Linked DNA regions of Homo sapiens: region 2 is linked to region 1. Evidence: chromatin contacts called from ENCODE Hi-C data. All regions are on one chromosome and are shown on one strand. Each heading gives the region's core, a stretch centred on a gene start or an enhancer-like site at or near the end of the contact. The rest is flanking DNA. Distances are from core to core; before and after follow the strand shown. Region 1 has its middle 97 kb from the start of DIRC3-AS1. Region 2 overlaps DIRC3 (disrupted in renal carcinoma 3).

Region 1 (5,599 bases), core at 953-3,452:
ATTCTACTAGGCTGATTTTCCACTGCTTCCTTATATATTCCTTTCGTTCCAACCAAACTGAGCTGCTGCCCTTTTCCTATGACTGACCTACACTTTCCCCTGCAACTTAGATCAGTTAAGCCCTCGCTCTCTTTCTCATTAATTTCTCACCATCCTATAAGGTACACGCAGTGGGTAATTTAAACATTTTTGACTGTTTACATCTTGATCTTCTCTTCTGATCAAAAAAAATATATATGTGTATATTTATATACGTGTGTGTATACATATATGTGTATATATGTGTGTGCATATATATATATATATATATATGCTTAATTCTCAACTTCTCTCTCACACACACACACATTTTCCTCTATTTTGTGCATGAAGTATCTTGGCCAGAGGTGCTAGCATATGACAAAGCTCTAACAAATTGCTAAAACAGCAAAAGATGCATTTACTTAAAGGATAAACACTTCCAAATTACTTGCTAAGTCAAAATCCTGTGAAAACAATCAAAAGGTTGCAGATACAAAACTTTAGGTCTTTCAGCTTGATTTCCAGTAAGCTCACACCCCACCATTTTAAACAGATCTCTAGTCTAAGAATGCTAAGTCACACTTTTTATGGCTTCAACGATTCTTTTTTTTTTTTTAAAGGGAAAATTACAAATTACCAGATCATGAAAAGAAAATCAGACTTGGAGCAGGCAATTGAATCCATGTTTATGTAGCATCCCAATTTGAAAATGTACGACTTTGAACAAGTCAACTTCACCCTCTGGTCTTGGATTTCCCAATTTCTTTCTTTTTTCTTCTTCTTCTTTTTTTTTTAATTTGTGATGGAGTCTCACTCTGTTGCCCAGGCTGGAGTGAAATGGTGCAATCTCAGCTCACTGCAACCTTCACCTCTCGGGTTCAAGCAATTCTCATGCCTCAGCCTCCTGAATAGCCGGGACTACAGGCACGCACCACCATGCCAGACTAATTTTTGTATTTTTAGTAGAGACAGGGTTTCATTATGTTGGCCAGGCTGGTCTTGAACTCCTGACCTCAAGTGATCTTCCCACCTCAACTTCCCAAAGTGCTGGGATGGAAGACGTGAGCCACTGCGCCGGGCCTGATTTCCCAGTTTCTAAGAGGAGGGGTTAATGACCACAAATCCCTTTCAGTCCTAACAGTCTATGATTATAAGAAAACGAAAGAGGAAATAAAGCTTATCCATCCGTCCTTTCCTATTCTCCTGCCCTCTTGTCTTACAGTCTTACTGACCATCTTATAGTTCCTTGGATGAGCCATGTCCTCTTGCACCCAGACCTTGAGCACTTTTTCTAAGTTCATTTTCTCTCAGACTGACTGATTTCTATGAGATTCTATGGGTATCAGTTTGTGTGTCACTTTCTCTGAGAAACTTCTTCCCTTGACCCCTTGGCTTAGGTTGGAAGTCCACGTTAGGTACTCTCATACTATTTTGTACTCCTATCAAAGCCTATGGATCATTTTATGCATTTGTCCATTTAATTGTCTGCGTCTCCCACTCACCACCCCCCACCCCAGCACCAGGCTATAAACTTGGAAAAAGCAGGAACACATGACAGAGAATAAAAAATTGACACTTGAACTAATGAATTAGTGGATGAACAAATGTAATATAAACCAATGAAGAAACAGTAAATGACTGATGATCATTGCTTCTGGTCCTAATTTAATTCAGATATTTATTCATCTTTTTCCCACTGTGGGACAGATGTTCACATCTAACCCATGAATCGTCAGTGAAAAAGGTCATTAACTACACGAGGGAGAAAATGATGCTGACTACAGTTTTAACCTCCTTTGACTTTCCAAGAACTGCTTTTAGTACATTCTGTTTTCAAAGATCAGCCCCTCTGCTGCTTCCAAAAACCTGTCCCAATCTGTCCAGCTCATCCCTGGCCTTGATTGCAGGGGGGATATTGAGTCCTGCAGCTTCTGAGCCAGTTCTAGTGGAAAAGCAGAGACTGGGGAAGCTGGAGGAAGCAGGATTTGATATTCTTGGCCTCTGGATGCTCCCTGATTATTATTTTTTAATATCCTGAGAACAGATTAGGATGAAGCAGATTAGGGAAAAGTCATGAGACATAAGCCATAACTGAGCTTCTCTCTGCTGAAAGCATTCCCTGGGGAAAGGAAGCTGGCTGCATCCTTTAGTAAAACAGGGTAGGTCTTGGACCTGCTGAGTGTGGGAGGAACCCAACCAAATGCAGTCCACGAATCAAATTTTCCTGCTTCTCACTCTGTCGCCACTTACTAATAAAAACTGGGCCAAGTGACACATGTAAGAAAAACCCAAACTCAGATGGTAATGTGACCTTGCCATCTCCCCTTCCAACGCATACATTAGTTCTCTTTACATACGTACTTCATATTCTGTTCCAGAATCAGGAAGGAGTCTGCCTTTACCCCTAGTTGGTCTACTAATAACTGTTGAAATTTCAAAACCAAACTTTGAACTTTGGTAGTAGAGCTTGAAGTCCCAACTGTGTCAATTTCTTATATTGCAACATGAGGGATGTCCCTGTCTTGGACTCACATGTCTTGGGTGAGTGCCGAACATGAACACAGCCGGACACCGCCACTGACACAGAGTGGGTTCTCGGGTAAAGTTCATCCACTCGGTCACTGATATGGGTGAGCAGGCACAGTCTCAGTTTATGCCTATTGTCTAACATAACTACTAGTAGTGTCCACTTTCCTTTAAAAGTGTCCTATTTGGATGATCCATTTTATAGTCACCCTAGTTTCAGTAGAATGTAATTTGGAATTGTTCCTTGGAAGGTTCCTCTGAGGCAATGGCATCTATTGCAGACATACATCCCCAAGGGCATGCAGTTATCCCTCACGTTTCTGTCTTCCTTCTCTCCTCCTTTTCTTAAGCCCAGGGGGTCTTAAATTCCTTCTCTTCATTTGTACTGGGAGGAACACTTTTGAGATCAGAAAGAAGTGATAGAGAAACTGCCCTGCCCTGCCTCTATTAGTGGAGGCCGATTAACTTTTATTTTTCCCCACATTTCTTTCTAGAGGAGTCATTTAGATCCCTTAATTTAGAGCCCAGGACATTCCAGAGTGCTCTGGGATAACAAATGAATGCATGGCCCAAGAAGGAAAAGCATGACAAATGGCAGGTTCTTGGAGAATCCAACGTGGCATTTTACACATCATAATTCAGGCATGAATGGTTCATCAGAAACTGCTAAAGGGAGAAATCCCGAAGTTAGAGAAATCTATCCCAGTCCAAAATGGCCAGCAAAACATAGAAAATGCCCTGAAAAAAGCAAAGAGAAGACTCGGTTCACAACACATAATAATGTTTCAGTCCATGATGGACTGCATATATGATGGTGGTCTCATAAGATTATAATGGAGCTGAAAAGTTCCTATTGCCTAGTGACATCGTAGCCATGGTAATATTGTACCCATCATGACGTCACCATCATAGCATCATAATGCAAGACATTACATGTTTGTGGTGATGCTGGTATAAACAAACCCACGATGCTGTCAATTGTATAAAAGTCTAGCACACACTATGATGTACAGTACATAATAATTGATAATGATAATAAACAATGATGTCACTGGTTTTATATTTACTATATGTTACTTTTTATCATTAGAGTATGGTCTTTCTACTTACTAAAAAGAATGTTGGCCAGGCGCGGTGGCTCACACCTAGCCCACCAGGCCAAGGTGGGCGGATCACCTGAGGTCAGGAGTTCAAGACCAGCCTGGCCAACATGGTGAAACCCCGTCTCTACTAAAAATGCTAGCCAGGCATGGAGGTGGGCACCTGTAATCCCAGCTACTCAGGAGGCTGAGACAGGGGAATCACTTGAACCTGGAAGGCAGAGGTTGCAGCGAGCCGAGATTGCGCCACTGCACTCCAGCCTGGGCAATAAAGAGCGAAACTCCATCTCAAAAAAAAAAAAAAAAAAAAAAAAGTGAATTGTAAAACAAGTTCAGATGGGTCCTTCAGGAAGACATGAAGAAGGCATTGTTATCATAGGAAATGACAGCTCCATGCATGCTATTGCCCTTGAAGACCTTCCTGTGGGAGAAGATGTGGAGGTGGAAGACAGTGATTTTGACAATCCTGATCTTAGGTAGGCCTCAGCTAATGTGTGTATTTGTGTCTTCATTTTTAACAAAGAAGCTTAAAAAGTAAAAAAATAAAAAATAAAAAAATAAAAAATTAACATGGTAAAAAAGCTTATAGAATAAGGATATAAAGAAAATATTTTTATTCTGTTGTACAATGTGTTTGTGTTTTCAGCTAAATGTTATTACAGGAGTTAAAAAGTTTAAAAAAGTTATAAAGTAAAAAATTTACAGCAAGCTAAAGTTAATTTATTATTGAAGAAAAAAATAGTTTTTATACTTGTAAGTGTAGCCTAAGTGTCCAGTGTTTATAAAATCTACGGTAGTATATAGTCAGGTCCTAGGCCTTCACAATCACTCATTACTCACTCCTGCCTCACCCAGAGCAACTTCCAGTCCTGGAAGCTCCATTCATGGCATGTAGGTGTACCAGTTTTTATCTTTTATACTGTATTTTTACTGTATCTTTTCTATGTTTAGATCTGCTTAGAGACACAAATACCCATTGTGTTACAATTCCCTAGTTTTCAGTACAGTAACATGCTGTACGGGTTTGTAGTCTAGGAGCAATAGGCTATACCATATAGCCTTGGTGTGTCGTAGGCTACACCATTTAGGTTTGTGTTTGTGTGCTCTATGAAGTTTGCACAATAACAAATCGCCTAACATCACATTTCTCAAACCAGGCCCCTGTCTTTAAGCAATGCACGACTGTGTAACTATCTGCTAGATGACTCCAGCCTGCTCCAGAGGAACTTGGGTATGTTTTTATTATTTGGTTAAAACTGTTTGGTTGAACAGGAGAGCCAAATAATATGTTTTGGTGAGGAAGATGGAGGTTATAATCACTATTGTGTCACTTAAAAATATACAGCTAAATATATGAAACAGTGATATTTTAATATTCAATGTTAGTTCTTTACACGGTGCCTTATATACAAACTCTGATGCCCCTACACCACATGCATACATCCTTCCATCAGAACTTGGCATCTTATCTTCTTGTCATTTTTGATTTGAGCTCAGTTCCATGTGCTCTTGATCTGGCACACTGACATGCAGCCTTTAGTCTCTTTTTCAATGAGCTGCTCTGCACAAAATCAGGTCAGCATATCTTGAGCACTTGGCCCTGGACCATCTCCAGACCAGAGCACAGCAGGTGAAATTCAGAGTGTCCTCTGCCCCCTGAGTCCTTCTTCCCCTGACACCTCCATGAGGTGGGGCCAATCTGCCTGCCTCTCTATACACTTCTCCAAATGCACAAAAGGCACCAGAGCCAACTGCTACCAGAGATTTAAAATACTAATATTAATAATAATAATAACCCCAAAGGAAAGTCTGCAAAGAGCAGGCACTGCTCATGACATGATATGTCTTCTAAGCAAACGTAGATGGGAAAAGAGGGGAGGGGAAATAGATCAGAAACCAAGAATAACCTCGGCTTTGGTGCTGCCAGCACATTCCGTGTCTTGAAAAACAGG
Region 2 (5,599 bases), core at 2,310-4,809, 170 kb before region 1:
TGTCTCATGAAAGATGATGTGAGGACTGAAATAATGTATGTAAAGCACTCAAAAGATGCCAAGTATCCAACAAGCTTTTAATAAATGTTCACTAAGAGGTGGGTGATGATGAAGATGGTGTTGATGGTGAAGATGATGATGGTGGTGATGATGGTGATGGTGATGATGATGATGATGACAATGGTGATGATGATGGTGGTGATGATGATGATGATGTTGGTGATGGTGATAATGATTCCTCAATTTTCCTAACTCTACTTTTTGGTTGGATTCTCAAGCTTTAAAAATGTAAGGGCATTTTTAAAAATCTAATTCATCTTTCAAGCTTTGCTCAATTGATAAATAAAATTATAGCAACTTACTTTGCCCCTTAATCAACTGTCTTACAGATAATATTTTTCTCAAGTTTAGCTTTGACTCTTTGCCTCTCATGTCTTGGTTGGTCTCTGTCAGTTACCATCTTTAAGTGACTGTCTGGCTGCTATGGAGATGCTGAGTGTAGATCATGGTGCTCTAGAGAAGTTTTAGAGAGTTAGAGAATTCTAAATCACTGAGTTCTTTAGATCCTTCCACATTGTCCCCAGATCACTCCTTTCAAAATGTCAACTCCTAAAAAAGTTGATCAGTTCTAGCTTAAATCATCAGGTCACACATTCCTCTTTTCCTCACAGGCTGAATAGTTCAGAGTAGATTTTGAGAATGATCTGCTGGAATCTTCTCCTGTCCCACAAATAACCAAGTTGACCAGAGGTAGACGGTGTCTCAGATTTTCCTGAAGGCCCCTTCATAATCTGTCTGCCCTTTCATGCCTTGCCCCCCAAAAACCTTTTTCAATCTCCCTCAGAAAGTCCAAGTGCTCATTTACAAGACTTCCTGTGGGAGGAAAGAAAAAGAACACTGAGAAGATGGTTCATTGCTCAATGCAGCCCCTGACAACAGATTCCCCCAGCTTCCCCTTTTTGCAGCCCATAAACTGTTCTGTAAAAATTAAAAAGCGTTGAATTTACAGGGCCTAAAAGGAGCCAGGAGGTAAAGAACCATCTCCAATCAATGGGTCAGGCATACTGATAAAGCAGGAATATGACGTCTTGCAAATTTCTGGCCAATAAAATACCTTCCTTGTCTTTCCAGATCCTTGACCTTCTCTTTCCCATGCAAAACTAAGTGGGGATAAGAATGAGAAGGGCAAGTAAAAAAAAAAAAAGCAATAAAACAAAGCAAAATATCCAGCATGCTCTGGGCTTATAGGGCCACAATTAGGTCATGAAGGCCTCTCTTCTGGAGCTTTTATTTCTCTGTAAATCCCTTGGCTATCTTTCTTGCCCCAGCATTTCCCTGTTTTCCATTTCAGGGAAGCTTGGGTTGATCAGTAACAAACATTGTTGCTAAAATTGTTCCAACTGCAATGGTCCTGTGGGAATTGAGGTGACTGGGTGTGTCCTGAGTGGTAGTGGAAGAGACATGGGGCAAGGCTGGGCTGTGTTGGCTTTGTGACTTTGGAAGGCAACCTTAACCTCTCTGAGCCTCAGCTTTCTCATCCCTGAAAGGAGGAGAGTAGAGCTGGAATGGAGCTTGAGATTTCTTGGTCTGATATTCTCTAATTCTTAAGCAAGTCTGGAATGCAGGGAAGAGATAGAGGGACTATCAGAGCAAGCATCACGGGACAATGGAAGGCGGAAGCTATCTAGACTCTGCAGCTTCGGCTCAACCTTCTGAGTCCCCAGCGTTATCTGCATCCTGTCCATTTACCTAAATTTGGCCAAGATTGCATTGACTTATGTTCGTATGGCTGATAATCCCTCCAACTCTTTGAGAAAGAGAAAGAGAGAGAGAGAGAGGGAGAGGCTGAAAATAACTAAACCTTGATTAAGTTAGAGGAATAACTATTATGAAGGTATCAAATACTAGGACAGACAGGATTATGATAATATTCCTTGGCTACTTGTTTGAGAATAAGTATCTTATCTGTAACTTAAGGATGTAGCCAGATACTCCCCTCAAAGAAATTTCCCATGTAGGCAATGAATTCAAATTGCCATCAATCCATTTGTGGTGACTTGTCTGTGTAGAGCTGGGGTGGAGTGAATACAGATGAGTTACTGTTGGGGTGATGAGTTACTGCAGGGTTATCTGCCAACCACTTGTATTTGGCAAGAGCAGATATGGAAGCCTCTGGACTTGGAGCACTGGAACCCAGAGAAAATTTCAGTTAAGCTGTTCGGTGGGCTCAAGTTGGAATTGAGAGATGCATGTTCAAGGTTCATCCAGCCCAAGATGTAGATGTAGAACAGGAATGGTTTCAAATGGTCTTTTCAGAAAAAGGAAATGTCAAGACAGCCCCCCAGGAATATACAGACTCCAGGCTGATGGGACAGTAAGAGGAGTATCTGAGCTAGATGCTAAGGCTGGTTTCCTCTGTTGAACTAGATAATCTCTGAGGTCCAGAAAATAGAAGTAGTTTATCTAAGGGCACACGACTGGTTAGTTGATGGGCTGGGATTCATACCTAAGTTCACTCATTCATCCATTCATTCATTAGCCAATGGCTACCAAATGTGGCCTGTTCTGGGCTGGATGTTGTGTGCTTCAGTCTACTGACACCCTGCCCAATTCTCTTCCTCACAAGTCATGACAATTTGATTTCTATTGAATGCACAGAATCAGCAAAGCCATACACTTCTTTCCTTGCCAAACCTTTCTTCTTTTTGTTAAGGTAATAAGGTGGGGAAAAAAAGCATAGAGGATAGACGTTTTTAATTTGAAATGAGAGTAGTGGTCATGAGTTTTTGAATAAGGCCTCTATAAGTATTCTATAACTATCCCCAAAATAGCCAGAGTTGCTTCAGCCAGGCCCACTCCATCAACAAAGGAGTCTGAGGTGCTTGCCAGGGAGTGGGAGCCTCTCAGAGCTGGAGGGATAGACTCAGAGAGGATGTGCAAATCTGAGTTCTGGAGAAGTATCTCAGAAAGAATCAACTTTTGCACTAATGCCTGGCAAGTGAAAGCTGTTCTATAAATAATATCTCTTTCCTCTTTGGTACAGCTTTTAGTTTAGTCGTTATATATTTTCTTTTTCTTACTCAGTTGCTCCCTTGGTTGTATATGATTTCTGCACCCAAAATGAACTTTTGAGGTTTTAATATATACATAGGGGTGTATCTGTGTCAGTGAGGGGAGATGTTGTAGCCTTGTTTTTAGAGTAGCTGGGGCTGGACGAGGTCAGCTGAATTTTTGAGAGTTCAGGTCAAGGCCCTCCAACTGGCAGGGAGCAGTCACACCCTCCAGGCTCCCCAGCCAAGTGCATGCTCCTCTGAAAGTCACTGAGCTGAAGATAAACATGGAGCCCATAATAGCTTTTTCACTTGATCTCCTTTATTACATGTTCCACACTTTAAATTCCTTTGCTACACTCCTGTATTCTTTTGGATCTTTCAGAACAAACATTGAAGTAGGCAAAAAAAAAAAAAAAAAGAAGCAAACTGCCCTCTTCCCTCCACCCTTCCCATCCTTTCTAAGTGAGTCACTTCGACTGGGACAATTAATCTTAATCAGGACGGTATGACAGCAGAAAAAAAGACATCCGCAGTGAAGCACTTTGGTGCCAAAGATTGGTGAGGCAACCAGTTCCTTCCTCTAGGCTGTGAAGGGGGCAATGTAGAAATGATTTGGTTGTTTTAAAAATAGCATGTCACAAAATCAGAGCTGCCTGTATCTTCAGGGTGGGCAGCAGGGATGGGGTGGTGTAATGCCTGTGCTAACCACTGAGTGTAAGCAGGCACTTTAAATATTGTTGGCTGGAAGGTCATACAGGCCACCAAGGCCCCAATGATCAACTCCACCTTCTCCAGGGGACATTGAGGACAAATAATTCCTCGTATTTGCCCTGGTGTTTTTCTCCATAAAACTCAGAGCTTCCATGCTAGTATCCTTAACCATTATCCTCATTTTCTGACAGGTGCAATTACTCATCTCCTGTCCTCTGCCCATCTCCTGTTTTGTTTTTCTCTGCATGGGTCATACTTTCCAATAAGCCATGGCTACACCTGGTACCCTAGAAAGGTTTTAGTCAACGAAGTGTACCTATTGCAGACAGACTCAGCAAGTCCTGGAATGACCAGGAGGAACCACTTCATCCCCTTATGAATGCAGTCTCATCTTTTCATTTGCAATTAGCTGATCGAGTCCTCATTAGCAGGAGGACTAGTGTTACTCTTTTGAGGTCCAAGAACTGCCGGGACACAGTCCAAAGTGCACAGTCCTGCTTCCAAATACAGGGCTGAGAGGGAACAAGAGCTTCTGAGCTGCCCAATTATGGGTGAGTATTGTTTCAGTTCCTTCTGCAGGTGCCTTTGTTAAAAACTGCCCTAAAGCAGACTGATGGATGCCTCTCCACTGCCATGGTCATGTCCTTGTTGGCCTGGATACAGGCATAGACCACAGTGGTTTCAAGGCTGCACATAGGTATCAAGGTTCCAACCCTAATGAAACAAGATGCAAAAAAGACTGAATCAGAGTTGGTGGGGTAGTGATAAAAGGAACTCGCAGTCATTCGGGGTGAGTTCTGCCCGCCCCTGGGAGAATGGTCTCCTTTCCTTCCAGCAGACTTCGGTTGGGACCATCCCAGTCCTCCTACAGTTCTAATAAGGTCTCTCTTGAGACGGTTCTTTAGCCCCATTGTGAATTTGCCTTTCTCCTTTGCAAATATTGTGAAAAGTAACAGGCCATCAGTTTCTTTACCTCTAAGGGAATTCTCTCCTCTTATTTTCCCTATGTTCTGCTCCCTGGTGTCTGGCTGCCTTCGGTTCTATATAAGGAGTCTGACCTAATAATTTTCTATATTCTGCCTCATTGTGCACACTATTGTACTGGCATAAGAAGGAAGCTATCCTTTGGTTTGAATTGTGCTCTGGTACATCCAACAGACTAACCAGTTATCGGCTTGAGAACAGAAGTCATAATGTAAGAACACATTCCCCTCCCATCCCTCCATATTGTGTGTGTCAGTTTAGGGTCTTCAGGTCCCTGTTGACACTACATTTTCCAAAACCTCTTGTCATTCATTCATGCCACAGACCATATTGAGCACTAACATTATGCTAGATTATAATGCAGATAAAGAAACTCACAATAATTATGTAGTCTAGTCAGGTGGAACAAGATACATGCATAAGCAACTGTGTTGTCAAGTAAAAAGTGATAGGTTTGGGTGCCCCGGAAATCAGAACTGGATACAAAAACTATCATGCTACTTCTTTATTGGGGAATGCAAACCCAGGAAAGGAGAAATGAAGAGAAAAGGAAGGAAAGGTTTCCTGAGCTGGATACCACTTGGTAATAAGTGTAAATAATTGATCACTCTCACAGACCCTCTTCCTAGAGGGTGGGCAGGGGAAAGAGAACAGAGAAGAAATTTTTCCCTGGCTCCTGTGTCCCACTGACAAAAGCTTCAATCTAGGGAGCATTAACTTCCCTTAACTACTTGTACATATGTGTGTGCGTGTGAATGCGTGTATGTGTGTGTGCATGTGTGTGTGTGCATGTGTGGGTGGTGTGTGTGAGGGGGGGCACATGCATGCCCACTGAGCACCCATGTATATTC

The links. A loop is a pair of places that touch in the nucleus more often than their neighbours do.
Region 2: a map of ascending aorta shows a loop between it and region 1 (2.1-fold over the local background). The contact joins two enhancer-like sites. A Hi-C loop is called at or near these places in 3 of 168 maps with a recorded cell type or tissue (ascending aorta, esophagus muscularis mucosa and posterior vena cava).

What each region holds. Positions count from the first base shown.
Region 1 is chr2:217,183,311-217,188,909 of GRCh38, reverse strand. No RefSeq gene overlaps it. Among named protein-coding and RNA genes, the nearest start is that of DIRC3-AS1, 97 kb to the left of the region's middle. Within about 2 kb of position 2,202, at least 8 of the 41 ENCODE cell types and tissues checked have a DNase peak (open chromatin) inside an H3K27ac peak, as active enhancers do; they include ascending aorta, where a contact is called at or near this core.
Region 2 is chr2:217,358,996-217,364,594 of GRCh38, reverse strand. All of the region lies in intron 8 of DIRC3 (disrupted in renal carcinoma 3), which reads left to right. Among named protein-coding and RNA genes, the nearest start is that of DIRC3-AS1, 79 kb to the right of the region's middle. Within about 2 kb of position 3,559, at least 15 of the 41 ENCODE cell types and tissues checked have a DNase peak (open chromatin) inside an H3K27ac peak, as active enhancers do; they include ascending aorta, where a contact is called at or near this core.